Regions from separate parts of the Mus musculus genome. Here region 1 is linked to region 2. The links are chromatin loops, found by intact Hi-C in ENCODE. Cell type or tissue: left cerebral cortex. All regions are shown on one strand. Each heading gives the region's core, and the rest is flanking DNA. Links, peaks and the distances in the headings are about the cores only.

Region 1 (2,815 bases), core at 206-2,705, 110 kb before region 2:
ATACACATTCCAAGATATGCCTCAGCGACCTGCTTATTCTAACCAGGCCCCACCTCCTCATAGCCCAGTGATGAAGTTAGCACCCTCATAATCTAGTCACCCCTCAGGACCACCAGTCAGCTTCCAACCAAGCCTTTAACACATGAAGCCTTTCAAGGGACGTCGTATGTCTAAACCATAACGGGCATTCTATAACTCTCTTCTTGGGCTAAGTGCACCCTGCACATTCGTTCAAATCCAAGAGACCTGAGGTATCAGAAGAATGTGTTTGGGGACTTGAAACATGACTTCTGCAGTCAAGGTCCTGCCTCCGGTCTCACTTTTCCTAGCTGTGTGACTATTGCGTGATTCTCGGCTAAGCAGCATGCTGGTTATTTTTTGACGAATTTAGTCACAGGTCTATTTTAGACTCGATGGGAAGTCAAGTGCCTTTCTTAACTCTGCAGCAGCATTAGAAACCTACCAAGAGTCTTGGGTGACAACAGTGGAGTAAAATGAATGCAAGCGATTTCTATCTGAACGATTGTGAAGAAAAGTAGGTACTCAAAGAGAGAGGAGAGAGAAAAATGTATCATGGGTAAAGGACTTAAGACCGCCGTGGCTTGTTGCCATGGCGAGCCATCAGAAACTGGCCCTGTGTTTCTAATGCTGTGGGAAGTTATTATTCATAACCAAAAGGCTTTGGGGAATGATGACAGCATATCTTCCAAGTCTTCAGTAGCCTCAGCTGTAGCATCCAGAGATCCAGGGAGGAGTTAAGTGTGTTAAGCTATCCTACACCTGTTCTTTATTGCAATAAATGGCAGTAGCTGCCTCTCATTATGGTCTACCACGGTGAGATGGCTCACATTTTGGTAAGAGTGTTTACTAAGCCACTGAGTGTTCCCTCCTGTCACCCTCAGTTGCAGCACATAGCCAGGAACGCCCCACGGCAGCAGTGACTCCCATCCAGGTCCAGAATGCCGCCTGCCTCGGTCCTGCATCCGTGGGCCTGCCCCATCATTCTCTGGCCTCCCAACCTCTGCCTCCAATGGCGGGTCCTGCTGCCCACGGTGCTGCCGTCAGCATCAGTCGAACCAATGCCCCCATGGCCTGCGCTGCAGGGGCTTCTCTGGCCTCCCCAAATATGACCAGTGCCGTGTTGGAGACAGAGCCCAGTGGTCGCACAGTGACCATCCTCCCTGGACTCCCCACATCTCCAGAGAGTGCTGCATCAGCGTGTGGGAACAGTTCAGCTGGGAAACCAGACAAGGACAGTAAGGTGAGAGCCCCTCCTTCTCCTCTCTGTTACTCCCTGACTTTTTTTTTTTTGCCAGTGAAAGGACTCATTGTTCCACGGGCCCTTCGGGTTCTTACCATGGGTAAGTTCGTGTGCCACATGCCAGGAATATGGTGGTGCAGAAACCTGGGCACTGCCCCAGTCTGATGTCTCAGTCTTATGCTTTTCTTCATTTTTGAATACCCTTGGATTATCAGGCCCCCTACTGGGTAATAAGGAGACCACAGTGAGTAGGACTCAATCGACCTCAGCTCGCAGCCTTCCAAACCTAAAGGAGGAATTTTGTCCCTTCAAGTAACTTACTCTTTTATTATTTTGCTGTCCTCAAATTTTCATGTCCAGTGTTCTTGCTATTTGACAATTCCTCTTTTAAATGTTTTTTGACGGGTGAGAGGTTGGAAACTGTCCATCAAAAATGCTATTCTCAGGGTTAGAGAAGTGGCTCAGAAGTTAACAGTATAGAGCCTTACTGCACTCATACGGGACCCAAGATCACACCCAGTGCTCACAACTGCTTGTAATGCCAGTTCCAGGGTATCTCATACACACACACACACACACACACACACACCTAGAAGATAAAAAAAACAAATTTTTAAAAAGTTACTTGTATAGCACTTTCAACCACAGATCAGCAGGGTCCCTTGAGAGAGAGCGCCTGAAATATAGGGGAGGCCTCATCTTTCCTTTGGGACTTGACTTTAAATATATAGAGTAGGAAGCCATTTTGAAAGATGTCGATGTGCCTAGGCTTGGCGACAGGTGGTTGATGCCGAGAATACAGTTGATAGAGATTAAGCGTGGATAAAGTCTGGATGGTTGTACCTCAGCTTTGACAGTTTGCTCAGTATCCCGTGTGTTTCCCATAAAGCTGTGGCCCAGGGCTCTAAGCCACCTGGCTTCGGTGGTAATGTATGTCGCTCTACTTAAATGGCTGGAGAAGCCTGTAAATACAACTTTATAAGGAAATAAACTTCAGAGCCTGCTGACAAGTTAGTATTTGATTAACTATTAACATTAACTTTAAAAACGAATGGTATCTGCTTCAGTGTTTATCATTAACTATGTTAAACTTGTACTCAGATGGACAAGTGTGACTTTGTGTTTTCAAAGAATAATCTTAATAGTTTGAAATGTTCGGGCTTGGGCAGTGTCCTCGGTCACTTAGAACAGTGCTCTTCAGTTCGCTAAGGGGATGCACTGACAGGTACTGGTGGTGAGCTGAATAAGGGCCCTTAAAGATGTCCTCCTCCTGACCCCAGCCCCACACTTCCTGCTTCCTTGCTAGCATCAAGGACTGTGAAGATGAGGACTTACCCTTTTGGGTGGACCCAGTGTTGAATCTGGGAATCTTCCTGAAAGGGGACAAGATGGAGATCGGTAGCTCACAGGTGGAATCACAGCCATGGGACGCAGAAGGCCAAGAAAGAGAGGCCAGAGGCAGGCTCTCCCCTCTCCACGTTCACATGGAAGGTCTCCCTACAACACTTTGATTTTAGGATCTGGGTTCTTCTTCTCACAAAGTTTGAGGTAACT
Region 2 (2,815 bases), core at 54-2,553:
ACACACTCACACCACTAGCTAGACTTGATGGGTTAAAAATATGTATGGCTTTGTTTTATTACAATGAAAAACTTCATAAAACATTGGAACATGGGATTTGTAGCAACATAAATCTGGTCATTCATGTTTTGCTTAATAAACTATATAGTATTCTCTTTAAGGTAAAAAAAAAAGAAAAAGAAAAACTTTAAAATTAATGTGCAACTTTTCTGGTAGGTCCCCACCCCTCCCCAATTTAGAAATCAATACTCAGACCCGGCTTTGCCAGCTTGCTGTGCCTTCAGTCCTCACTGGCCTTTTGATTTCTGGTGTTAATACAACTTTGTACTTTAATAAACAATTTAGCCCATTAGAGTTTTATGTGAGTTAGTCCTGTTGCTCCAGAATTCTCCCTACCTCCAATAGGGACTATGGTCTACTTTTTTATTTAGTACACTAATATTCTGTCAAGAAATGTTCTCTTTACACTAGAATGCTAACAAATCATGCCATTTATTTATTTATTTATTTATTTATTTATTTATTTATTTATTATCTGTTTATTTGGGAGGCATGGTTGAGACAGAGTTCTCTGTGCAGCCCTGGCTGTCCTGGAACTCTAGACCAATCTGGTCTTCAACTCAAGAGATTTACCTGCCTCTGCCTCCTTAGTGTGGGATTAAAAGCATGCACCACCATGCCCAGCTAACTTTTTCTTAAAAAAAAAAAAAAAAGCACTCAGGATATCTTATTTAGGAGTATAGGAACCCAATATTGCCAATAATGACCTAAGCTTGCTCTTTAATCTTTACTCTATTCTGATCAGTCGAAGAGCGTGGAGGCCCATACCTGTAGATGCCAGCAGCTCTGTGGAGGCTGAGGGAGGAGAATCATAGAGAATCTGAGGCCAGCCTGGGTAACATAGCAGGTCTTTTCCTCAAAAAGAGGAGTACAAGCATTTATTGAATCCCTCTACACAGTGTTCTTTCTTTGTTGCTGTCTTTGAGACAAGATCTCACTCTCTAGACCAGGCTGGCCTTGAACAGTGATGAGTGAACAGGCCTGAGCCACCACACACGGCTTGTGCTCTTTGACAGGACATTTACCCTCATAGAACTAACCAGGCTTGGGAATAGGCATCCAGCAGCAGTTACTAAAATGCTCACAAGTGCAAGAGAGTAAGGACTACAAGTCCCAGAATGCAATGCAACCCTCGAAGAGTCCGTGTGCACTGACGTCTAATCCTCGCGCCTTGTTTTGTGGCCTGGGTTGTCTGTTGAAAGGAGAGCATACTGGTTTTGTCAGTAGCTGTGTCTTTTATTACAAGTTCTGAGTCTCAGGGATCCATCTTGCTGGTCCGCGGTCCAAGATGGACAAAGTCTGTGCGGTTTTTGGAGGCTCCCGGGGGATCGGCAGGGCGGTAGCCCAGCTAATGGCCCAGAAGGGTTACCGTCTGGCGATCGTCTCCAGAAACCTGGAAGTGGCCAAAGTCACCGCCGGCGAGCTCGGCGGTATGTACCGGAAGTGTCCTCGCCGTGCGACCAAGGTGCAAGTCCTTGAGTTCCAGTCCACGGGCCCTGCCCATGTACCCGGGTTTGCGCCCCAGATCGCTCGTGCCCCATGACCAAACACTCACAGGGGCTCTCGCCTACTCCAGGCAGATTCTAAGGACCCCTGACAAGTAGTTGCCTTCCCCGCGGCCAGTGCTGATATTGAGAGCTGCCTTGCTCTGGCCTCTGGGAGGAGAGAATGGACGCGATTATACTGAAAGTAGAGAAGTCAGATACAAATGGCTAGATTGCATTTTGCTGAGAGCTCTTGCCCTTTGCGAAGGCACCCGACAGTATTTCAAAGAGAAACTCTTGATAAGTCAGGGTTGCTTCTCCAAGCCCATCAATGACTTTAGTAAGTTACTAATTTGTTTTCCCAGGCCCTTTGATTGTATTCCTATTCCAGCCCCCCCCCCCCCAACCCCAGGTTATTAACGGATTAGTCATTGCATTGCAAGTTTAAGTCTCGTTTGGAGAAGACAACTTGAAGAATGGAGAAAAATACATGTCACTATCAGGAAAGCATTGGGTATCTTGTAGGTCTAAGAGTGTCTGGTGCCGACTATATTTCTTTACTTATGTGGAAATAGCCTTGATATGTAACTCACACTGGCTTTGAACTTGTGGATCTCGTGTCTCAGCTTCCCAGTTGCTGAGATCTCCTTACTGTGATGGGACGGTGATGTCTTTAGTACAGAGTACACTCTGAACCTGCGGTGTGGTATCCAGCTTTCTCGGACATAGGGTCTCACTACGCAGCCTAGGTTTCCCTTGGATCAGGAGCTGGTCTCTGCCTCCTCCGTGCTGGGAACACAGGGGAACACATCTGTTCACCTTGGGTGTGAACACGAGCCTCAACACCTAGCCAGTCAGCATTGCTTCCAGTTTGCTAGATACTCCACCTTGCCCTGTGGTACTAGTTACCTGTTCTTCGGCTCTCCATCATATAGTTGGTTCATCTTGATGTATCCCTATCATAAATTGAGGAGCATATATATTAATATGGTAGCTTATCAGATAGGGAATATGTTTACTTTGAAGTCAGGGTTGCTTCCCCAAGCCCATCAGTGACTTCGTGAGTTTGGTGATAGGGATCAGGGAGTTCTATGGAGCCACCTCTCTTGTCCATGCTGGCCACAACCTTACAGTAGTAATCTCCTATCCCAAAGCTGAGACGGAAGGTATACACTACCATGCCCAGATTTAATTGCAGTTTTAAAAATCACATTTATTCATTTGGTTGGATGAGTACATCTATGTCATTGTGCACCTGAGGAACTCAGAGG

What was found. A loop is a pair of places that touch in the nucleus more often than their neighbours do. Peaks named below come from ENCODE experiments on the same cell type or tissue, not always from the same donor. Only the 100,000 strongest peaks of a DNase experiment are listed, where the experiment ranks them.
Region 1: a loop joins it to region 2, with 2.1 times the contacts of the local background. A loop is called at or near these places in 8 of 42 quality-filtered maps.

What each region holds. Positions count from the first base shown.
Region 1 is chr8:61,373,107-61,375,921 of GRCm38, forward strand. Sh3rf1 (SH3 domain containing ring finger 1) reads left to right here. Exons shown (of 12, transcript NM_021506.2): 10 at 903-1,261. Among named protein-coding and RNA genes, the nearest start is that of 5730405A17Rik, 54 kb to the right of the region's middle. In left cerebral cortex, for the core only: a CTCF peak has its summit at 1,508; a DNase peak (open chromatin) is centred at 401.
Region 2 is chr8:61,486,501-61,489,315 of GRCm38, forward strand. Cbr4 (carbonyl reductase 4) reads left to right here and starts at 1,234. Exons shown (of 5, transcript NM_145595.2): 1 at 1,234-1,490. The coding sequence starts at 1,349. In left cerebral cortex, for the core only: a CTCF peak has its summit at 1,482; DNase peaks (open chromatin) are centred at 1,232 and 1,447; H3K4me3 peaks cover 1,100 bases; H3K27ac peaks cover 1,033 bases.